Regions from separate parts of the Homo sapiens genome. Here region 2 is linked to region 1. The links are chromatin loops, found by intact Hi-C in ENCODE. Cell type or tissue: transverse colon. All regions are shown on one strand. Each heading gives the region's core, and the rest is flanking DNA. Links, peaks and the distances in the headings are about the cores only. Region 1 overlaps PPP1R12B (protein phosphatase 1 regulatory subunit 12B). Region 2 overlaps SYT2 (synaptotagmin 2).

Evidence for each region. Peaks named below come from ENCODE experiments on the same cell type or tissue, not always from the same donor. Only the 100,000 strongest peaks of a DNase experiment are listed, where the experiment ranks them.
Region 2: a loop joins it to region 1, with 3 times the contacts of the local background. A loop is called at or near these places in 4 of 110 quality-filtered maps.

The regions. Positions count from the first base shown.
Region 1 is chr1:202,476,347-202,488,877 of GRCh38, reverse strand. It overlaps PPP1R12B (protein phosphatase 1 regulatory subunit 12B), which reads right to left. Exons shown (of 24, transcript NM_002481.4): 14 at 255-345. Among named protein-coding and RNA genes, the nearest start is that of PPP1R12B, 130 kb to the right of the region's middle. In transverse colon, for the core only: no CTCF peak of the experiment used is centred there; a DNase peak (open chromatin) is centred at 5,334; H3K27ac peaks cover 643 bases.
Region 2 is chr1:202,632,184-202,644,714 of GRCh38, reverse strand. All of the region lies in intron 1 of SYT2 (synaptotagmin 2), which reads left to right. Among named protein-coding and RNA genes, the nearest start is that of SYT2, 72 kb to the left of the region's middle. RefSeq lists enhancers at 1,003-1,935, 6,535-7,100. In transverse colon, for the core only: no CTCF peak of the experiment used is centred there; a DNase peak (open chromatin) is centred at 5,934; H3K27me3 peaks cover 3,811 bases.

The DNA of each region.
Region 1 (12,531 bases), core at 1,853-9,852:
AGAGACAGGTTTCACCACGTTGGCCAGGCTGGTCTTGAACTCCTGACCTCAAGTCAGGAATGCTCCTGGTCTCAACTCCTTGGCCTCCCAAATTGCTGGGATTACAGGTGTGAGCCACCACGCCAAGCCGTGAGCGTGTGTGTGTGTGTGTGTTTAAATCAGCAGTTGAACATGGATATTGCAGTGTGTTTTGATTGTACCTCCAACAGAAGGGTAGATACACAAAATGACATTTTAAAAAAAGCCACACTCACTTGAGTAGACCTTCGTGTCTGCCGAGCTTGTCTGGAGCGTGCTTTCCGTAAAGACTCTGCTTCCTCATCCCGTACAGGAGTCAGATAGGACCTGCAGAGAAAAAAAAGTAATAGCAAAAGCAAGATCTTTGCTGCATATACTTGAGGAATGACAAAGTGTTTCCACATATTGAAGAGATTTCTACATTCTAGGAATGAACTTAAGCAAAGTCAAAATGACAGAAATGCTATCAACCATCAGCAAACATTACAGAATCCAAGTCATTACAGTAGTTCCCCCTTATCTGTGGTTTTGCTTTCTGTGGTTTCAGTACCCATGGTGAACTGTGGTCTGAAAATATTAAATGAAAACTTCCATCAATAAACAATTCATACATTTTCAATTGTGCACTGTTCTGAATAGCGTGGTGAAATTTCATGCTGTTCCATTCTGTCCCTCCTGAGATGCAAATCATGCACTGTTGTGATATCACGGTGTTTATGTTCAAGTAATCCTTATTCTACTTAATAATGGCCCCAAAGTGCAAGAGTAGTGATGCTGGCATTTTGTTATAACTGTTCTATTTTATTATTAGTTATTAGTATTATTGTTAATCTCTTACTGTGCCTAATTATAAATTAAACTTCAGTGTAGATATGTATTTATAGGAAAAAATAGTATTTATATAGGGTTCTGTACTATCTGTAGGTTCAGTCATCCACTGGAAGTCTTGAAAGGTATTGTGTGGTGGGTCACGCCTATAATCCCAGCACTTTGGGAGGCCATGGTGGGAGGATCACCTGAGGTCAGGAGTAGGAGACCAACCTGACCAACATGCTGGAACCCTGTCTCTACTAAAAATACAAAAATTAGCCAGATGTGCTGGTGGGCACCTGTAATCCCAGCTACTCAGGAGGCTGAGACAAGAGAATCACTTTAACTTGGAGGCCGAGGTTGCAGTAAGCTGAGAATGCACCACTGCACTCCAGCCTGGGTGACAAGAGTGAAACTAGGTCTCCAAAAAAAAGAAAAAAAAAAAAGAAATGTATCTTCCATGGATAACGGGACTATTGTGTTTGTAAATGTATTACTGTTCACACAGAATCATGTCATCTGTAAAATGAGAATTTTATTTCTTCTTTCCTATCCTTCCAATTTTTATTTCTTTTCTTGACTTAATGCTTTGGCTAGGAATCTCTAGGACATGCTGAAAAGCAGTGATGATAGTAAGTTTTCATTCTCTGTAATCCTGCCATCAAAGAGAATGCTTTCAGCATTTTTTCATTAAGTGTAATGTTTGTTGTAAGATTTATGCAGATACCACTCATCAAATTAAAGCAATTCCCTTCTGTTCCTATAGAAAATAGGCTAAGAGAGTTTCTCGTTGTTGTTTTTTAATCATTAGTGTATGTTGAACTTTATCACATGCTATTCTTCCCCATATATTGAGATGATTGCTTTTCTCCTTTTTTCTGTCAGGAAGGTGAATTACACTGAATAATTTTTGAATGATAAAGCAACACTGAATTCTTGGGACAAGCTCAACTTGGTCAAGATGTACCATCTTTTTATATAGATTTTTAAACATATTCACTATTATTTAGTTTAGAATTCCTACCACATTCATGAAAGAAATTGGCTTATAATTTTCCCTTCTTGTAATATGCTGGTCAGCTTTGTGAATTAAGGTTATATGAATTGCGAGTGTTCTCTACATGTCTATTTCTGTAAGAATTTGTGTAAGATTTGGGTTATTTCCTCCTTAAATGATTGGAAGAGTTCACCAATCAAGTCATCTGGGTTTACAGTGTTCCTTGTGGGAAGGTTTTGTTTTTTATTTTTGAGTCTTACTTCGTTGCCCATGCTGGAGTACAGTGGCGTGATCACAGCTGACTGTAGCCTTGATTTCCTGGACTCAGGCGATTTTCCCGCCTCAGCCTTTGCAAGTAGCTGGGACTACAGGTGCACGCCACTACGCCCTGCTAACTTTTTTTTATTTTTAGTAGAGATGAGGTCTCGCTATGTTGCCTAGGCTGATCTTGAACTCCTGAGCTCAAGCAATCCTCCCACCTCGACTTCCCAGAGTGCTGGTTTATAGGCGTGAGCCACTGTGCCCAGCCCCTATGGGAAAGTTTTAAATAAAGGGTTCATTTCTTTAATAGAGTTAGGCTTATTCAAATTTTCTGTTTTGGTAATTGTTTTTTAAGAAATTTTCTATTTTGTCTATATTATCACATTTAGTGGCATCAAGTTGTTAACAATACCCTTAGAATATATTTGTTATTTTAATATCTAGAGCAGTGGTTCTCAAATTGTTTTGGTCTCAAGATCCTTTAATATTTTTTAAAATTATTGAGAACCCCAGAGAGCTTTTGTTTATATGGGGTTTAATATTTATCTTACTAGAAATTAAAATTTAAAAATTAAAAAATGTATTTATTAATTTATTTAAAAATAATAGCAGCCAGGAGCAGTAGCTCATGCCTGTAATCCCAACACTTTGGGAGGCCCAGGCGGGTAGCTGGCTTGAGCCCAGGAGTTTGAGACTAGCCTGGGCAACATGGCAAAACCTCGTCTCTTCAAAAAATACAAAAATTAGCCGGGTGCAGTGGCACATGCCTGTAGTCCCACCTACTCGTGAGGCTGAGATGGGAGGACGGCTTGAGCCTGGGTGGCAGAGGTTGTAGTGAGCTGAGAATATACCACTGCACTTCAGCCTGGTTGACAGAGCCAGACCTTGTCTCAAATAATAATAACAATAATAATAATATTAAAATAGCCCTAGATAAGATGGAGTGATGTCAGCAGGATGGCCAAATTGAGTTACCTAAAGCCCATCCTCTCCACAAAAAGGGACCAAAACAATGAATAAACAACGATATTTCAATTAAAATGACCAAAGAAGTACTCGGGAGAGCACTAGGGGAACAGCAAAATCCCTGTGGAAGACAAAAGTCCAGGGCAGCACCATAGAGAGGGGAGCAAGGTATTCTGCTTCTGCCACACTGTCTTCCCTACCAGGATCAGCCTGGAGCCAGAGGGGGCTTCTTAAGGGAAAAACGTAAGCTGGAGATCACCAGTGATCCCCATTGCTACCACAAATGCCAGAAATTCTTGCTATAGGAGAGTCCCTCTGTCCTCACAGGCCCTGAATCCAGTTTGGAGAGTAGAGTTCATACAGTTAACTTTGCCTAGAGTAGGAGCTCACCTTGAGCACCCCCTGCCCCCCACCCTCACATCCTAAGCTGCTGCTACTCAGCACCATCTTGAAACTGAACCTACTACTAGAATGTGCCCTTCCCTGTAGTCCAGTACAGGAATGGACTTTCTCCATTCCTGTAGCCCTGCCATCACTCTATCATGTTCACACAGGCACCTGTAGCACTACAATCCTAGCTGCCTGAAGCCTAGCCAGATGCAACAACTGAGACCTCTGCTCTTGAACCCATGTGGCACACTACCCTCCCAACCCCAGGAACAGCCAAAGCTGCACAGGGGGGAAACTGCCTAACTGCTGGCCAGTCCCCTCACCGGTACATACCTGCACTGCACAGCTAGCTGGCCAGCTGAACCTATGCACACCCACATCCAGCCCAACAACCAGTTCTACCGTGGTTCCATCCCTCAGACCGCTGCAGAACCACCCAGCCCTGCTGTGGCCACACACCACTGTGCCTGACAGCCAGTCTAGCAGCAGCCCTGCCCCAAAGACAGACCACTGCAGGGTTGTGTGGCCCTGCTGTACCCATGCTTGGCCTGATAGTTGGTCAAGCAGCAGCCCTGTACCCCTGGATTTCTCAGGAGAAATCCTGTAGGCCAGGAGAGAATGAGATGATATATTCAGAGTGTTTGGGGGAAAAAAATGAACCTGTCAGCCAAGAATACTATATCCAGCAGAGCTATCAACCACCAATGAAGGAAAAATAAAGACCTTCCCAGACAAGCAAAAGCTGAGAAAAACCCATCACCACTAGACTAGCCTTACAAGAAATACTTAAGAGAATGGTATAACTGGAAATAAAAGATTATAATTATTTTCATGAAAAGATGTAAAAGTATAAAACTCACCAATAGAGGTAAATTCATAAATCAAATTCAGACTAGCCCAGTGATTTAATGGTGCTATGTAAGTCTCTCAGTCCTCTAGTACGAAGGTTTAAAGTCAAAATGGTCAAAACCCGTGACACTTACAATTAGTAGCTAAGGAATACAATCACAGGTAAAAAAGTAAATTACAGAAACAAAAGAGAGAAGTCTAGAGTATTTTAATGCAACCAAAGTTAAGTTGCTATCAGCTTAAAACATTCTATTATAAGACTTTTAATGTTAGCCCCATGGTAGCCACAAAGAAAGAAAGAAATTACTGCAGAGGCACAAACAAGAAAGAGGAAGGAAACAAAGCTCAGCACTACAGAAAACCACCAAACCACAGAAGTAAATAAAAGAGGAAGAAAGGAACGAAGGATCTATAAAACCACCAGAAAAAAAAATTTACAAAATAGCAGGAGTAAGACCTTCTTTATCAATAATAGCCTTAAATATAAATGGATTAAATTATCCAATTAAAAGATATAGAGTGGCTGAACGGATTAAAAACAAGACCCAACTATATACTGCCTAAAACAGACTCACCTAACCATTAAAGACAAACATAGAATAAAAGTAAAGGGAGGGAAAAAGATATTCCATGCAAATGGAAACCAAGTGAGCAGGAGTAACCATGTCAGATAAAACAGACTTTAAGTCAAAAACTGTAAAAGAAGACAAAGAAGGTCATCAGACATTGATAAAGGGTACAATTAAGCAAGAGGATATAAAAACTATAAATACATCCATCCATCCAAGACCAGAGCGCCCAGATATATAAAGCAAATATTATTAGAGGTAAAGGGAGAGATAGACTGCAATACTATAACAGTAGGTGTTAAATGTAGTGAACTCCAAGTTTCTCTTCAAAGAATCAGTATGCCAGTATATTCAGCTCTCTTATTCTCTATTCTCCATTTTAAAGCTTAACTTCCTGGTTCTCTTCACCCTCTTGCCTCTAGCTTCAGTAAACAACCCCCTCCTAGCCTCTATCACCTGCTCTGACCTGAGTCATCCTGAGTCACCTGTTCTGTAACCGTCGTTCCCACCAAACTACTCACTGGGATTTTGGGCACAGACTTCCTCTGTTCCCTCTGTCAGTCTTTCTCTCTTTTTACATATACTTTTTGGGCTTCTCTTAGAAGCTCTTCCATAGGTTTATCTTTCCAGTTCTCTATCTTTTGTAATTTCTTGTTAATATCTTAGCCAAGATTGCGCCTACTGCATTCTGGCCTGGGCGACAGAGCAAGACTCCATGTCAAAAAAAAAAAAAAAAAAAGGTGTTCTTCATAGAAATAAAACAAAATCCTAAAATTCATAGGAAACCAGAAAAAAAAAATGAATAGCCAAAGCAATTCTGAGTGGAAAGCTGGAAGCATCACACTACATAACTTAAAAATATACTACAAATGTATAATAACAAAAACAGAATGGTACTGGCATAAAAACAGACACGTAGACCAATGGAACAGAATAGAAAGCCCAGAAATAAATTGACACACCTAAAGCCAACTGATTTTTGACAAAGGTGCCAAGAACACACATTAGGGGAGAAACTGTTTCTTCAATAAATGCTGCTGGGAAAGTGGGACATCCACATGCAGAAGAATGAGAGTAAATCCCTACCTCTCACCACATACAAGAATCAATTCAAAGTAGATTAGAGACTTAACATGGAAACCCAAAACTATGGAACTACCTAGAAGATAACATAGGAGAAATGCTTCATGACATGGGGCTAAGCTAGGATATTTTAAATAAGACTTCAAAAGCATAGGAAACAAAAGCAAAAATGGACAAATGAGATTGCAACAAACTAAAAAGCTTTTGCATAGCAAAGGAAACTATTAAACAGAGTAAACAGACAACCTAAAGGATGGGAAAGAAAATTTGCAAACTATACATCTGACAAGGAGTTAATATCCAGAATATATAAGGAACTTAGCAGCAAACAAAACAAAAAAACAAAAACCTGATTTTAAAAATGGGCAAAAGACCTTAACAGACATTTACTTCTCAAAAGAAGTCATACAAATGGCTAATGAGTATATGAAAAAATGGTCAACATCACAAACCATCAGGGAAATGAAAATCAAAACCACAATAGGTACCATTTCACACCACTTAGAATGACCATTATCAAAAAGACAAAAGAAAACCAGTTTTGGCAGGGATGTGAAGAAAAGGGGAACACTTACACAAGTTGGTGGGACTGTAAGCTAGTACAGCCATTGTGGAAAACAGTATGGAGGTTCCTTTAAAACGTAAAAATAGAACTACCATATGATTCAGCAATCCCACTACTGTGTACACATCCAAAGGAAAGGAAATTAGTATATTGAAGAGTTATCTGCCTTACCGTGTTTATGGCAGCACTATTTACGTTAACAAAAATATGAAACTGAGTCCTCAAAAATGGAAGAATGGGTAAAGAAAATGTGTATATCCAGAATGGAACAGTATCCATCCATTAAAAAAAAAGAATAAAATCTTGTCATTTGCAACAACACAGATGAACCTGGAGGATATCAGGTTAAGTGAAATAAGCCAGACACAGAAAAAAAAAATACTGCATGATCTCACTAATATGTGCAATCTAAAAAAAGGTGGGGGGAGTTGATATCATAAAATCAGAGAGTAGAACAGTGGTTACCAGAGACTGGGGAGGGAAGAGGTGAGAGAAGGATGGGGAGAGGTTGGTTTATGGTTCAAAGTTATAATTAGACAGGGGGAATAAATTCTGATGTTCTATTGCAGAGTAAGGTGACTATGGTTAAAAGCAAAATATTGTATATTACAAAATAGGTAAAAGAGATGCTTTTGAATGTTCTTACCACAAGGAAATGATAAATGCATGGATGATGAATATACTAACTACTCTGATTAGATCATTATACAACACAGATATGCATCAAAACATCAAACTGTACCTCCATAAATATGTAATGTGTCAAATAAATTTTAAAATAAAAAGAAAATAATAGCCCTAATACATTTTAACATCAATTTTTTTTTATTAAAAAAACTATATCTTCCAAAACAAAAAATTAGAAGAGTGGCATTGTTTTACATTTTCATAAATTTCTTTAATGTTGGCTTAATAGAAGACAGTGGGATCCTCTTATCTGTTTATGCAGTCAATATATTGTTTTGGTTAAAATATATAAAGACTATCTAGTCTTGCACAAATACATAGTTGGAAAAGCGAGGAGTATTGTGATAGCTTTCTCAGATAATCGGGAGATATTTTTCTTTGATGCTACACCAACACAAGTGGTGGTTAGTTACAATGTGTACTCTAAAACAGGGGTCCCCAACCCCCGGGCTGCAGACCAGTACTGATCTGTGGCGTGTTAGGAACCACGCTGTACAGCAGGAGGTGAGCAAGTGAGCATTGATGCCTGAGCTCTGCCCTCTGTCAGATCAGCCACGGCATTAGATTCTCATAGGGACGTGAACCCTATTGTGAGCTGCCCATGCCAGGAATCTAGGTTGTGCATGCCTTATGAGAATCTAACTAATGCCTGATGATCTGCAGAACAGTTTTACCCAAAACCATCACTGCCCCCCACACCCCATGCCCCCACCAGTCTGTGGAAAAATTGTCTTCCATGAAACCAGTCCCTGGTGCCAAAAAGGTTGGGGAACACTGCTCTAAAACATATTAATAGATTTTTCATATTCTGTTACATTGAAATCCTTTGGTCTATCTTGTACTTTCAAAGAATCTTCTTAGTCATGCATGATTTTGTAACATATCTTCATTAGTCATTTGTAAAATATTGGTGCATTTGTAAAATATTGCTGCATTAAGCAGATCTTCCCAATATTGACATACTACATTATATAATAATAGTAAAAATAAATTATTTAATATCACCTTTGATCTTAGAACAGTCTTTAAGTATTGGGAAGCTGTCAATAATATTACTCACGGTAGCATATAAGTTTTCTAAAATTCTAATTTCTGCTTGAAAGTTTAAATTTTTAATTGGCAACAAATACTCAATGGGTTGACTTTATTTTCAAGAAAATGTCTGCCAAATTACTCAGGTGTGAATACCCATTGTTTGACCATCAGTAATGCTTTGAAGTAAAAACGGTGTTCTGTGAAAAATGAAGCTAGCTTCTGTCTTCTCTTGGGACTCCAATCATTTATGTTAGACCTTACTGGCCATGTTCTACTGATTTATCATGCTTTTTCTGCATTTTCCAGCCTTTTATCTCTCTGTGCTTCATTCTGGATATTTTCTACTGTCCAATCTTTCAGTTCACTAATCATTTCTTTAGCTGGTCTACTACTGCAAACTCACCAACTGAGTTTCTTGATTTCAGTGATTTTTTGTTTCTAGAATTTCCACTTGATTGTTTTTAACAGACTGCAGTTCTCTGGTGAAAATCTCTACTTCTTATCTACTTCCTGGAACATATTAATCACAATTATTTTAAAGTCCATGTCTGATAATATCAGTATCTGGACTTGTTCCTATTGTCTATTTTTTCTTTTGGTCTTTTGGTAACTCTTATTTCTTGGTATGTATGCTAATTTTTAAAATAACATCAGGCATATTTAATAAAAAAATGTAGTGAGTGATAACTCATGATTGTTGTTGCTACCCTTCAGAGAGGATATTTTTTCCCCCTGGCAGTTAGGCTAAGGAAGTGGTTCTTAAACTTTCACTTGTATCAGAACCACTTTGAGGGCTTATGCAATACAAATTTCTGAGTACCACACCACCAGAGGTCCTGATTCAGCAGGTCTGGTGTAGGGGTTTGATAATCTGCATTTCTAATTAGTTCAGATGACACTGCTGGTCTGGGGACCACATTTTAAGAACCAGGAGACTAAGGCAAAGTACCTTAATCCACTTTGAGACTGAGCTGATTGGAAGCTAGGCTTCAGTCTTTTCAAGGGCTGGTCTATTTCTGGTAAGCCCTTAGAATGTAGCCCTTCAGTGGTTCTAAATCAAAGTCTGGGGTATCCGCTAGGCTCTCTTTCTGAACTCCAATCATTCCCTGAGTCCCATGAGACTACGAAAATCTTGTTCAGTTTCTCAGGCTCATAGCCACTGCTTTACTAATCAGCAAATACCTCAAGGGGAAAAGTAGAGCCAAATGTTGGGTTTACCCTTTTAAGGTTTCCTTCTCTCCAGGATCTTGATCCCTCAAGTTCTCACTTGCTTTGTAACTCTCAAGTACCTTCAAAAACTTTTTTCTTATATTTATCCAGTTTTTTCTAGTTATTCTCAGTGGAAGATTTTACATAAACAAAATATGCCACAGACTGAAGCAGAAGTCCCCAACCAGGCAATGTTTTTAATACTCATATTTTTTCCCTCAAGGTAAATTAGTAAATTGGAATTCCAATACGTGTGTCAATATGCTATAGTTTGGTAGGTTTGCATATTTCCTTAATATATTCCTCGCCTCTGAGTGAACTAAAAAAATTAAGTCCCAAAACTAAAGCTGTAGTCCAGATACTGGAATTGGTGAGAACTAACTTCCCATGAATTTCTGTCTAGATTACCAGCAAACCTACTCACGTGTTATTTCTACCTGCAAAACATACAGTATCACTATTATACTGAATTCTTGATCTTTATCTCTTCTTTGCATACAGGACAGAAGGCACAGTGAAAGAAAAAGGGCTCCCTTATCCTACTGCCTACTCTAGAGAGTTTTTTTGAATGAGAGAAACAGAGCTCATAAAAACCTGGTAGGTAAGATCAGGAATATTTTACCTGACTTGGAATCTTAAATATCTGAAATCACACATGTGAAATCACACTGCTTTTTTTCCCCAGGGGAAAAAACAGACAAAAATATGAAAACAAAAATCAACTAAAATTCCACCACATGGAGATAATCTCATTTTTATTTTACTGCATATAAGTCCAGATTGTATGTAAATATATACTATACAAACTATATATAGTTTTTTATAAACTATAAAACTATAAAAACTATATACTATGAATATCACACATATTATTCTGTAACCTGTGTCAATATATGAGAGTTTTACTATTTAAGAAAAAATATATAAAAACAAAACCCATAAATTCTAGTACTTGAACTGTAAATGTTTTTGAAGGAACATTTTCATTCATTTTTCTTTATCTCAGATGGGCATTCCAAAGATTACAGAAGTAATGTGCCTAACTTATAGCTGCGTTGAGAACATACTACGTTTTCAGTAGAGACTAAGTCCTTCTGTAACACTTTCTAAAATCTAGACCAGCTGGTCAGCAAACTATGATCTTGGGCCAAATCTGGCCTGCAACATTTTTGTAAATAAAGTTTTATTGGAATCACAGAGCAGAGTTTAGTAACTGCAACAGAGACAACATGGCCTGCAAAGGCCAAAATAATCACTATCTGAACCTTTATAGAAAAATATTGCTGACCCCTATGTAGAGCAAGCCCTCACTCCACACTCCTTGATTTTTCTGAGAAGCATTGCAGCCATCCATGAATCTGAATGCTACAGGATTCTTCATTGCTATGCAAAGAAGACAGATACAGTCTCACAAAACAGAAATAAAAATAATGGAAGCCATGGCTTCTCATCTATCCCCTCGCCTTCTGGCATCCGGAAAAAACCAGGCTAACACTCACAGTTTAGTAGCATGAGAAGGAATTCAGATGCCAAAGTCCTCTTATTACCATCTCTATCTACTATGTTTCCTAGAGGGCAGGAAGAATTTTTCTTTGTATTTGGTATGATATTGAGATTACACCATCAGTGGCATTCAAATAATTGATTACAGAGAATTAAGCATGACTTCAAAGATACACTTTGTACTTTGTCACTAAAGTTTATACTGCCCCTTCACACACTATAAATGGACAAATTCTGCCTCAAGAAGTTGTTTTGGGAGAATTGCTTGAGCCCAGGAAGTCAAGGCTGCAGTGAGCCATGATTGCACCACTGCACTCTAGCCCAGGGTGACAGAGTGAGAGCCTGTTTCAAATAAAAAAGAAAAGAAAAGAAAAATAAAAAGGAAGTTGTGCAAAACATCCAGCAAATCACCAGTGAATATTTTAAAAGTCACAATAAATAATAATAAAAGACCTAAACTGTCTTTTGACAGGTATAGTGTAGTGATAAAGTACCCTGGCATAAAAATCATACTGCCTGGGTTTGTACCATGGCTTCTCAGCTTACTTGGTAGGTGATTGTGGATAAATTATTTAAGCACTCTATACCCGAGTTTCTTATACAATGAAGATATGAGCAGTTGTAACAGATATATACAGATATATTAATAGAGTTGTGAAGATTAAATGCAAACCCATGTAAGGCACTTAGAATAGAACCTGGCACACGTTTGCTGCTACTACCATGACCAGAACTACTATCATCACGACCAACACTCTTACTACTACATTATTTTCATTGTCATATTAAAAGCTCATCAGTAATAATTTGGAAAATAAAGAAAGGATAGGTGTGCTACAATATTCATCACATCTTAATCAAAGAGTTCCCCTTAATTATTTTTACCAGGTATGGCTAACTCATTTGGAAGAGGACTTAATTCCCTTGAAATATTCTCCATGAAGGTTCATAGGGTTACCTAAGTAAAATAAAACTACTCCAAGTAGAAGAATGAAAAAAGAAATAATCATAATTTCCAAGGAGAGAACAACGCTGCTTTCTCTAGAATGATAACAAAATAAATTTTGTCCGGAATCCAATGGGAAATTGGGTTTTGAAGTAGCTTTAGAGTCCTATACCTCAAATCTGTTGAGGAGAGAATGGTATTTAAACATGTTCACTCCAAACAGGAAAGGAACTAAGTTGAGTATATAGCTTTTATAGATGTATCTTGTAGTATATGTCTTACTAAAAAAAAATTTTTTTTTTTTTTTGAGACAGAGTCTTGCTCCGTCTCCCAGGCTGGAGTGCAGTGGCGTGATCTCGGCTCACTGTAACCTCTGCCTTCCAGGTTCAAGCAGTTCTCCTCCCTCAGCCTCCCGAGTTGCTGGAACTACAGGCATGTGCCACCAGGCCCAGCTAATTTTGGTATTTTTAGTAGAGCGGTGTTTCCACCACATTGGCCAGGCTGGTATCAAACTCCTGACCTCAAGTGATCCCCTGCCTCAGCCTCCCAAAGTGATGGGATTACAGGGTAAGCCACCACAGCCTGGCCATAGAAATTTACTATATTTATATATTATATAGCTTATAATATATAAAAACATAAT
Region 2 (12,531 bases), core at 2,840-10,839, 150 kb before region 1:
TGGATTTTTGTGTGTGTGGGTTGGGGGATGAGGAATGTCACTTCCTGGGTCAAACCCCAAACTCGAGTCCTGGTCCTGAGTGTGCAGAGTGGAAGGCAAACAGAAAGCAGCTGCATGGAGGGTGAAGGAGAGGCTGAGGGGAGAGGGCGAGGATGGGGTGGAGCTGGGAAGGTCAGGGGTGGTTAATGGCCGGACAGCAGCAGAAATTCCACCTGGCGAGCTGTGGCCCCGAGGTCTTATCGGGTGAGGTTGGGGGTTGAGGGTGAGGCCCAAGGGTGACACTGAGGCACAGGAGTGCTGCCCAGGCTCTCGGTCCTCCCTGCCCCTCCTGGTGCTCACCGTGGGTGTCAGCCTCGCTTTTCCCAAGTGGGAGAAAGCAGAGTTGTGGAGGTGGGAGGTGTCGGGTCCGTGGCAGAGCCCTTCTGCTGGGTTCCTGTCTGGGAGCAGGCAAGGGGTCCTGTGCCAGCAGACGCTCTTCCTCCTCTCCCCCACACCCGTACCCCTCCATCGCCCTTTCTCCCCTCCCCAAGTGGCCCGTGAAGAGCCCTGGCACCAGCCTTTACCTCACCCTCCAGGACAGACTGAGGGTGGGGACCGCGGGCTGCCGGAGCCCTCGGGGCGAACTCCCCAGCTCCCCTTCCCCTCCAGCATCTGCCTTTTGTTCCATCTCTCTTCTCCCTCCCTTCTCTCCCTTGACTCAGGAAAACCTTCATCCTTATCTCCCGAAGCAAATCGTTTCCCTCCCACCCCTGCCCGCAGGCCATTCCCTACAGCCAGGGGGTCCCCTCCCCCAGCTAATCCCCCGAACCGAGAGGCTGTAAACTCGGAGCTGGCGGGTGGGGTGGGGAGTGTTGCAGGAGTGCACGGAGCTGGCGGGGACTCCTCGGCAGAATCGGGGGAGTCCCGTAGGGCTCCGGGGGCTCGGAGCCGGCCCCGCCCTCCTCAAACTTCTGTAGGACCGCGCCAGTTTAAACCCCTCTCCCCCAGCCTAGTCCCTCCCGCACACACCTCCCCTTCTCCTGTCGCCCATTTTCCCCTCCGCTGGCAGTCCGGACTGGAGAAGGGAGGCGTGGGCGCGCGGAGGCAGCCTCCCCAGCAGCGGGGATTGCCTGGGGCGGGGGCCCTGCGTCGTGGTTTGCGGGGATCGCCCTCGGAGGGGCCGCACGCGCTGTGTGCAGGCGAATGTGAGGAGCATATCAATAGGCGGGCGGGGGAAGCGGGATCAGGTTGTTACTACTGCAGAGAGAGAGAGAGGAAGAGAATAGAGAGAGGGAGAGACTCGAGAGCGAGCGAGCGCGGGAGCGAGGGCCGCAGCGGCAGGGCCGGCGGGGAAGTGGGAAGAGGGACCTGGACTTCGGGACCCCAGCTGTCCCCGCCCCCGCCCCCGCCCCCGCCCTCTCCACCAGCTCAGGCTGAACGCGCCCGGAACGTCCCAGGGTAAGAGGGAACCCCAGGCGGGGCACCCCACGAGGGCAGCCAGTAGTCCCGAGCGAAGCCGTGCCTCGACCGACAGTGGCCACCTCTAGGGCCTGAGGCGTGGGCGGACGCGGGGTCGCCAAACGGTGACACTCCGACTTTTGGGACTTGGTGCTCACTGCGGGGTAAACTAAGAGTAGGTAGGACTGAGCCCGCGGTGGGAACTGTAATCCGGAAATCCATGGGCGTCGGAATTACCTGGCTAGACCCGGGGGAGGTGTCCTGAATTATTTCGGGAACCCCTAGCCCCCAACCTATCTCTCCCCGCGGAGAGCCCGGGTCCAAAGCGGAGAGAAGGCGAGAGAAGCCGCGGTGCCTTAGCGCTGGGACCAGGGACCTGCGGTGAAGCGAAGGCGACTCGCCGCAGAGAAGCCGTGGGAAGGGCGCGGGGAGGTGCATGAAGTGGGCGTGCGGAGAGAAGTGGGTGCGGGGCGCATGGGACCCTGCAGCGCCTGCCTCGCTGAGGAGGAGCTGGAAGACCATGCTCGCGCGACACTGGGGAGCCCCTGGCGCAGAGGGGGGTGTGCCGGAGGCACGGGCGGTTTGCAGGACTGGCTGCCTTTCTGAGCGCCCCCGCCTTGCCGCAGCCGTCCAGGGTTGAGATGAGCGGCTGCATTTTCCACCCCTTCCTCTCCCGGGAACTTTCCCACACTTTGACACGCGCCACGGCTCTGTGCATTGGAGGAAGCAGGCTCGCGGGGATCCTGGCAAGCTTGCAGAGACCCGGGTGGGCGATGGGAGGGGGCAGCTGGGCAGTGGAAACGAGGGCCCTACTCAGTTTGCTGTGTGACCTTGGACAAGCTACTGCACCTCTCTGAATCTCAGGATGATGGAGCGCATGGTGCCCAAGACAGGAATGGGGACGAGGTGGGGGAGGGCGCGCGGGGGGACAAGCTCATGGGCACGCCTGCCCGAGCCTCTGCACCTGGGAATCGCTGCCTTTGGTCACTGGCCTCTCTTAAGTGAGTTCAGTGCTCACTTCCGGGGCAGGGGGTGTCAAAGTGGAGCTGTGAACGCAGCGCCCCAGGGAGAGTCCGAAAGCTTCCATTCTGACCTGTCCTATGACCTTGGGCAACTCACTGACCCACTCTGGGCCTCAGTATCTTCATCTGGAAAATGGGGTTTGGAATTTAAGGTATCTGAGGTTTCTCCCAGTCCCAACACCCTGCAGGTGTTGCCCACTGAAAGGATGGGGGTGGGGTAGAATGACCTAGCTGGGTAGAATGACCTATCCTCTGGGAAGACTGTAGCTCCCCTACTGCACCCCCCATCCCAAAGTAGCAGGGCTGTGACACCCTCAGCCTGTTCATTGGTCATCTCTCCCCACTTTCAGAATCCAGCTGATGGGGAGAAAGGCCGGCTTTCCAGCATTACACATCCTCTTTGCAGAGGGCAGATTCTTTCCTAGAGAAAGGTTGGCTGTGACAGACAGATGACTATAGGTTAAAGGGTGATGTCAAGGACCTCACAAGGTCATGCGGTCTGCTCTCTACCTCCAGACAGGGCTGCATTCATCTCAGATAAGGAAGATCTGAAGGAATTGTCTCGTTTTAGAAAGATCTCCACTACAATAGCCTAGAGCACCCCACTGTGCAATGTGACAGTCCTTGCCATAGGAAAGTCTAATCTAACTCCTTTTTGGATGAACTCTGGTTCTGTCTTCGGTTGAGATGAGACAATAACTTCTTACTGGGCATTAGGGTGTTGCGGACGAGTCCCAGTTTGAGACAAGAGAGCTGAGTTTAATTTACAGGCTCTGCCTCCAATTTTGTGACCTTGTGTGACCTTGGGCAAGGCCCTTTCTTGCTTTCCTCGCCTGTACATTGAGAAGGTAGAACTAGATAACTTCTCAGGCCCTTGCAACCCCACAGTTCTGTGGCTGCAGTTCTGGGCTGGTGTCTGAGTCCAGGAAGTGGGCTTGGCTGGGTGATGGGAGCAGGTGGTCTCCAGGAATTCCCAATGCATTGCCCTCCCACTTCTGTCACCAGAGTCGAGACAAATTGAGACAAATACTGTATATGAATTTCAAAGCCAGGCACACCCCTGGAGGGGGAGTCCCCAGGAGACCTTGGCTCTACTGGTTATTAGCTGTGTGACCTTGAGCAAATTACTTTATATCTTAGAGCTTCAGTTACTAAGTAGTCAAAACAGAATGAGAATAGTGGTGGTATTTTAGGGTTTTTATGAGGATTAAACAAGAAGCATATGTAAATACTTGGTCCAGTACTGAGCTGTCTAAGTCCTCAATGAGTGGTAGCTATTGTTAATAATAATAATACAAGCTGCGTAGCAAGCAGGTGGCAGGGCAGCTGTGAGTAGTGGCCATGGGGAGCAGGGAAAGATTGTGGACTTGCAGTGTGATCTTCCTCTACCATCTTGAAAGCTTCCCTACAAAATGGGAACATCAGCTCTGTCTCACTGTCTCTCTGTCTCTCTGTCTGTCTGTCTCTCTCTCTCTCTCTCTCTCTCTCTCTCTCTCTCTCTCTCTCTCTCTCTCTCTCTCTGACCATTAGGACCATTCTGCAGTAGAAACTTCATGGGAAACAGAGAGACTGCCTGACTTTCCAATAATCTCACACCAGTTTTCCTTGGTTCTCCCTTCCCCACTCTCTGCCACACCTCTGTGGTTATGAAAAAATGGGCCTTTTACTCCATTCCCCAAACCTTCTAGGAATGGACCAACTGAGAAGCAGAGAGGCGGTAAAGCCAGATGTCCCTGGAGTGAGTGGCTAAAGGCATGTCTACACCCAGGTGGAAGGAGTGGCAAAGGGACTGGCTCAACCTGGAGGGGGACTCCCAGGACCCCATGGCCGGGACTGAAGTTTACCCTAGACTTGCTGTGTGACCTTAGGCAAGTCGCACACCACTGTGGACCTCAGTTTTCTCATACGTGAAGTGAAAGCTTGGTTTAGATGACCCAAAGTCCTTCTGGCTTTGTTGGTCCGTGACCCTGCTGGCTCTGCCTTTGCCAAGGCTGGGTGGGGCGGGGTGGGGTGGGGTGGGAGGTTTGTTGGAGTCGTTCAAGCTTTGGGTGTTCACTGCCCCGTGATTCCAGTCCTATAAGTCAGCTTGGGGAGAGGCGATGACCTCCCCTTCTCAGTAAGAGCGCTGATGGTTAAGAGCAAAGGCTTTGCAGGTAGATATATCTAGGTTCCCATCTTGGCTTGCTCCTTAATATCTGTGTGAATTCAGGCAAATTACCAACCTCTCTGAGCCTCAATTATCTCATCTGTGAAAAGGGAATATTACCAACCTGGAATAGGAAGTCTGTAGTGTGTTATTGACTAATGCACAAGGGATGGGTTTTTGAGGTTCTATGTTATCACAGAGAGGGCTCAAATTACAGGAGGAGCAGGGATACAGTTCACAGTCCTGCAGTTGTCACCATGCACACGATCCCCCAAAATGCCCCAACGTCCTGTGTCCTCCTCTTGCTGCGCACTGGCCTCAGGCTCCAGGAGTTTGCATGCTCTAGTCTTCGTCATGGGGCCTGGAGAAAGGAAGAGCTCAGCCACAAAGGCCAAAGGCCAAGCAAGCAGCATGAGTCTGAGAGAAGTGTGGCTGACAAAAGGCTCCTGATGATGAGGGAACGCAAGCCAGCAGCATGGCATCCCTCCATTCAAGGTTAGTCATGAGGAAAGGCTGTGAGATGCAGCCTTGGAGAAAAGCTGAAGGAGCGGGGAACACCGCCTTCCACAGAGATGTGTTAGATGAGTGGCACGGCAGGACGAGGCACTGAAAGGGGCTGTGGGATCATCTCATCCAGCCCTCTGTTTTGATTATGGGGAAACTGAGGCTTAGGGGGAGCTCCAAGCCCAGCGACGGAGCTTGCCAGCCCTTGTAGACCCTCAATCCAACGCTCTTTCCTTCCTCCCTGTTAAGCACCAAGCAGTTATTTTCCATCTTTTCTAAAATCAGAGCACAAGGTAAAATGCCTTGACTGCAGCAGAAAGGACATGGGTCCTGATAGGAAGGAACTTCCTGATCTAGATACTGAGATCATGGGGTCCAACCTTCCCATTTTGCAGAATAGAACACGGAAGCCCAAGAAAATTAAAGAACTAGCATAAGGTGACCCGGTATCAGACACTTGAATTCCCAGGCCTGAGCTCTCTCAGTTATGCCAGCTATGCCACGCTGCTGCTCTTGAGCCAGACAGGGCAGCAGGATAGCCAAACGTGAAAAAAATAATCCCAGATGGGCTTGGGGAAGGGAGGGAGGACAGAAAGACAACAGACCAAAAGACAGAAATATTACTTCCAAGACCACGCTTTTCTTTCTCAGCTTGTCACAGTTGGCCCCTGCTCAGAGCTGTTGAGGCTGGCAGCTTGCTTTGCCCTCTGAGAGGAGAGAGGAGGGAGACAATAGCCAGCCCCACTGGTCTCACTTCCATTGACAAGGCTGAGTGAAAGAAAGTCAATATTTGCCCAGGGGCAAAGGACGGGGAATAAGTCTGACTTGGGATGGGGCGGGGTAGGGGCGAACAGGGTAGGGTGATGGGGAGTGTTTCTGAAAAGGAAGGTTGCAGCGTGTAGGGCCTCGGGTGTGAGCACTTGACTTCTGAAGGAGCCTTTGGATTTTCCGCATTAAATAACCCTTTGTATCTTGGAGTGCATCCGGCTGCATTTGCAGGCACCATCCTCCTGGAAGCCCTGATCCCTAATAAATTTCCCTTATTGTTTGGAGCTGACACCTCCCCAGCTTCCAGCTCCCTGGAGAAATGGAACTTTTGAAGCTTTTGCAGAAAGGCCTCCGAGCAGATGGCCCATTGAGCGGGTCTCTCAGGCAGAGCCTGCAGAAGCTGCAAGAAAGGCTCAGTTCCTTATCTGGGCCCCCAAGCCTAGGGAAAGATGTGGAAAAAGTCCTTGGCAGGTCAAGAGAGGCTGTGAATATTTTTTTTTCTTCCTTTGTTTTGTTATCTTTCCATTTTTCTTCACCACATGCTGCTCCTTTTTTCTCTGTGTCCTGAGACTGGGGAGGGGCTGGGGGGGAGGAGGGGCAAAGCCCACAGCCTTTCCCCAGCTGGAATGGAATTCTTGAACCCTGTAGCAGCTGCCGTCTGCTTCAGTGGCTTTTGTGATTGCTGTGTTACTCATGGAATCGCATCTTAGCAATTTAACAAAGGGTGCATTTGGAAGCAGAAGGGTTTCTAGTAGAAGGTAATGTGGCTGTACTGCAGCAGGAAGGGCTCATGTGAGGTACAAGGAAGGACTTCCTACCGGGGAATTGCCCGCTGTTGGCAAATCTGCTAGGTGGAAAACCTTGGGAGTTGATCCACCGGACTCCCTTATTCTCTTGGGAATGAGCTAGGTTTGTTACCTGCCCCTGAAGGGGCCACAGTGACATTCCTGGAGGTCAGCGCTGCCACCCAAGACTAAACCTGGTCCCGCAGCCACCAAATTGATCATCAGGGCCGGCAGTCCTTGGAGACCAGAAAGCCAGAGTAGCTTCCAAAGGCCTTAGTTTGGCCCCGGGCACTGAGGGAGGGGCAGAGGGTGAAAGGGGGAAGGAAGGCCCTTGGCCTGGCCTCAGCCCAGCCAGCCCTGCAGCCAGGAGAGATACTGCAGCACCTATGAGCAGCCGGCAGGAGAGTCTCTCAAAGCTGCTGCTCACAGTGGGGCAGACGGAGCCTGCCAGCTCCAAGCCTGCCTTCAACCTGCTCCCCACTGCTCGGCTGGGCTGGGACTTGAGGGCAGCCGGCTGCTCAGAGACAGATTGCAGCCTGTCCCCCATCCCCACCCCCAGCACATGGCGCCTGGGTGAGAGCACAGCCCAGCTTCTGGACTTATGTGGACTTCTTGCATGCGTACTTTGTCCTGAGCCGACTCGTGTGCCCCTAGTCCATGGTTTTTGGTTTTGGTTTTCGGTTTTGGTTTTCAGGTTTTTTGAGACAGGGTCTCACTCTGTCGCCCAGGCTGGAGTGCAGTGGTGTGATCACGGCTCACTGCAGCCTCAACTTCCCGAGGCTCAGGTGATCCTCCCACCTCAGCATCCCACATAGCTGGGACTACAGGTGTGCACCACCATGCCTGGATAATTTTTGTTTTGGGAGGTTTTTCTTTGTTGTTGTTGTTGTTTTGGTAGAGGCAGGGTTTCACCATGTTGCCCAGGCTGGGCTCGAACTCCTGGGGCTCAAGCAATCCTCCTACCTCAGCCTCCAAAAAGTGCTGGGATTACAGGCGTGAACCACCATGCCCAGCCCCTAGTCCATGTTTTAGTGAGACTTGGGATATGAGGAGCCTTGTACTTGCATGTGCTTGGCACTGTGGTGCAGTGGTTAAACCTCAGATGCTAGGGCTAGGTTGCCTGTATTCAAATGCCAGCTCCTCCAGTTTTTTATCTGTGGGACTTTGGCTAAGTTACTTAAACACTTGTTACCTCAGTTTCCTCATCTGTAAAATGGAAATGAAATAGCTTGCCATCAGGTTGGCATGAGGATTTAATGTATGACTATTTACATATAGCTCTAAGAATAGGCAGTGCCTGACACAACGGTGCTGTAAAGATTTTGCTATAAAGTAATATAAAGAGTGTTATTATGGTGTTTCTGAAAACTGACGTTTTGTAGATAAAGAAACATAGCAGCAGAGCTGGGAGTGGGGCGAGGCAGGGATATGATTGGCTTTGATGAGAAGAACCTAGAATCCAGTGAACCCACTATTAAGTTACTGCACATGGCCCCAGGCAAGCGGTTTTTCCCTATCTCTTGGACCTCAGTGGTCCCCATTAAAAAATGTGGAGAGGGATGCCTGTCTTTCTCACTTCTCCCAAGATGTCCTGGGATCAAATGAGGCAGACGATGATTTGAAATAGCCAGTGAGCCTAGCGGATGCACAGGTTGGCCTCTCCCTCTCCCTGCTCTGGAGCACATGCTGGCTTTCTGGCTGAGGTCCTGGCATGTTGGGCTTTCTACCAAGGGCACCAAACCCAGTGGACTGCTCTCCCAGTGAGGCCACTTGGACTCTGGGTGGCTCTGGGCTGAATCTGGCCCTCCTCATTTTCTGTTCCTTATTTCACCTGGAAAAAGGATGGTGGTTTTGTATCTCCTAATGCTCCTTAGCAAGAGAGAAGGAGTGTTTCTGAATGCAGTCTGTAGTTGTACAAGCAGAGAAGGGGGCAGGAGAACCTCTCCTTCAAGCTGGGACACCCTGGCCATGAGCCCCAGACAGACTGAGGTGATGCCTTCCCTGGGTTGTCAAAACTGGGAGCTCCTTCCCCCTACCACTTGCAGCCAGACTATCCACAGTGCAGGGAGGCAGGCAGGGGGCTGATCAGAAGCAGCACATTGAGTCAATATCACATTCAGCATCTTTCCTGCCAGGTAAGACAAGGACCCTGGTTGTTAGTGCCCTTGTCGCTTCCTCCTCTTGCCTCCTTCCTGGCTGGGAGGGAGAGCCAACCTGATCTGCTCATAGTATTGCATTGATGGTTAGGTTAGGGCCTCATGGTTTGGCCCCCAATATCTTCTGCCAAGAACCATGGGGGTGACCAGGCTGTGTATACCCAAGCAAGCAACCAAGTGATGCCCACTGTCCTACAGACTTCCCACCTGGTCATCTGGGGTGAGTTGTACGTAAGGAGAGGGAGGGCCACTTTAGAAATGGCCTTAGAAATGTCTGCTTCTGGAGCTGTCCTCAGAGCTTCTTCCTGAATATCATTTTACCAAGAGCCCCAGAGATGAGGTTTCTTGGCCAAGGTCACCCCCAAAATCAACTGTGAGCTCATGTCTTGAAGTCCACTATGTTTCTTCTGCCCCATTCCCCAGGCTTCCCTAAAGAAGATATCCAGCATTGGCTAGAAATGTAGGTTTCCCTTCTGGTGCCTGTCTCCCGTGACCCTGCTCCTGACATCAAATCCCCCTCAACATCATCCCTTGTAAGTTCTATGGGTTTGGATTAGAGAGCGGGGAGAACTTCCTGAGTGGCCTCATTGGGACAGGGAATGGAGGCTTTCCCCAAGATACATAAGGGCAGACCTGCTTTCCATGAGTGTGGGCTGGATCAGGTCTTAGGAGCTTCAGGAGTTCGACAACACAAAGTCCAAAATCAGGTTCTGCGGCCTCCTAGCCATGGGACTTTGGGCAAGTTGCTGACTCGCTCTGAGCCTTATCATTAAATTGGAATGGATATGATTTACTATCTTATTTATAGAAGTTTATAAATATATATTTACTTTTTGAAAACAGCTTTATTGAGCTATAATTCACATACGATACAATTCACCCATTTAAGCGCACAATTCAATAGTTTTTAATATATTCACAGAACTGCACAACCATACCACGATCTAATTTCAGAACATTTTTTCACCCCTGAAAAGGAACTCCATACATATTAACAGTCACCCTCGATTCTTCCATTCCTCCCAGCCTTAGCCAACTAATCATCTACTTTCTGTCTCTATGAAGTTGCACCTTCTGGATATTTGATTTAGATGGAATTATATAATACATGGTCTTTGGTGACTGGCTTCCTTCACTCACATAATGCTTTCAAGGTTTAGCCACATTGAAGCATGTATCGATACTTTATTTCTTTTTATTGCCAAATAACATTCCATTGTGTAGATATACTGCGTTTTATTTCTCCATTCATCAGTTGATGGATGTTTGGTTGATTCCACTTTTCAGCTACTCTGAATAATGCTGCTATCAACATTTGTGGAAGGGTTTTCGTAAGGATATGTGTTTTCATTTCTCTCGGGTATATGCCTAGGATTGTCAAATGGTATACTTTTTTTTTTTTTGAGATGGAGTTTCACTCTTGTTGCCCAGGCTGGAGTGCAATGGCACAATCTCGGGTTCAAGCAATTCTGCTGCCTCAGCCTCCCAAGTAGCTGGGATTACAGGCATGCGCCACCACGCCCAGCTAATTTTGTATTTTTAGTACAGATGGGGTTTCTCCATGTTGGTCAGGCTGGTCTCGAACTCCTGACATCGGGTGATCCACCCGCCTCGGCCTCCCAAAGTGCTGGAATTACAGGTGTGACCCACCTCTCCCGGCCAGTATACTTATTTTTAAATGGTATATTTATATTACTAGGCTCTGTTCTAAGTATTTCATATGGATAGTCTCCTTTAATTATCACAATACTCTACAAGGTAGGTACTATTATGAATCCCCTTATTATAAAGTGAAGAAATGGAGGCATCATTTGAGGGACATCAAGGGATTTGTCCAAGGAGACTCAGCTAAGAGAGCCAGGATTTGGACCCTGGCCTCTGGCCCTTTGCTCTTCCACCACCTTGCTCCCACATGTGAGATTTAAGTGAGAGAATGTCTGAAAGTGCTCCCAGCCTGACTGTAGTAGGTGCCCAAGAAATGTTTGTTGGATGCTGGGAAAGGACCAGAAACCTTGCATTTCGCTGTCTGACTCACCATGTGGCTTTAGGGAATTTGTGTCCCTTTGAGCCTCAGTTAAATTTCCCCAATACATAAAGCTTCAATATGGCATTTCATAAGAGACAGGGCTGAGATGGGAGGTGCAATATCATGGAAAGGGCCCTGGATTCTAGCTCTGGCTCTCTCACTGGCCTCTCACCATTCAGTTAGAGGCTGTAACAATTGATCCTAAGTTTCCTTCCAGCTCTCCCATCCTATATAAGTTCTATGTTCTTCCTCAGCAACTGGAGCCCCCTAGGGAGCTAAGCTGGGATGGGTGCCCAGGGCCTCAGGTCACTGCTGTGCTCAGCAACACTTCTCCCACCCAGTGTGTTAAAGGCCAGGTAGGGGCTGAGTGGGATGAAGATGGGGAGAGGGGAGGACCCACCCTAGGCCTCCCTTCCATTATGGAGCCCTTGGTGTGGGCTGGAGACCTTCTATTCTCTCAGCCAGAAAAAAGCCACCTCACCTACACATCCCCTCAGTCTTCCCTGGCTCTCCTTCTCTTGAGTCCTGCTCCTCTGGAGTCACTGCAGCCCTCATTCCAATGAACTACCCAGCCGTCTTTGGAGGCTTGGCCTAGCTCCTGGTTTGGGATCACTTATGGGAAAGAGCTGGGCACCCAGTGGGTGCCCAGCATATTTTGGTGACTTAAATAGGGATCAGTATTTGAGCTAGTGGCTTCCCCTAGGTCATGATTCCCCAGTTCACTTTTCCCCATCCTTTGTCAGCAAGAGCATTCACTGCATTCTGCAAATCTAACCTGGCAGCACCAAGCGAGGCGCGTCTGCATCTTCCAACTGCACAGCCACATCCTGTAAACTTTTCCTTGGCCCTCCCTTTAGTCCATATTCCTTACTTCCTGGATGCCACCGGTCAGAGTGCCTCCTGCATCCCAGGTCCTGTGCCAAACACATAACATACAGGATGGTGCATTTACCCCTCTGTGGTGGGAATTTGTAGCGTCTCTAGTTTATAGAAGAGGAAGCACATCCAGAACAGGGAAATAACTTCTCCAAGGCCACCAAGCTGGTAGGTAACAGTGGAAGGATTTGAGCAAAGGCTGTCTGGTCCCAAATCCTGCATCATTTGACTGAAAGGAAAGATGGCATAAAGGGCTTTTAAGGGGGTGCCCAGAGCCAGGGAAATCAGGAGGAGCCTCTCTGGGCAGGTGGGCTCTGGATTCCTCCGGGGCAGGTCTGTGTCTCTGTGTCTTCTCTTTTCCCCTGCTTGGAGAAGAGTCGAGCCTGTTGGGTAATGCCTGGGAACACCCTCCTCTGGGCTTAGTCTTCTCATCGACAGAACAGGGTCTGACATTTCCAGCAGGCCTGTGCGCCAAGCTTACCTAGAGATCCGGCGATGGCTACGCAGCCTTTCTTCCACTGGTTATAGAGTCAGTTTCTCCCAGGTTTGCTGTTCTTGCCTGTAGTGTGATGAGCCGGAGTCTCATCCCCAGCTCCCCATCCCCCAATATCTGCGTGTCTCACTATTTTTAAGCTCCGTGGGCTTAATGAGCTGCCTGCCATGACACGTCTTCAACATTTACCTTTTTCTCTAATGAGCCTCAGAGAGCTAGGTTGGGCTTATTTTTCCCTTGACAGTCCCCCACCCCAGTCAGGAGGCCAGAACTGGGCTATTTCCCTTCTGGGCCCAGACTTGGCTTCCTGAGACCCCC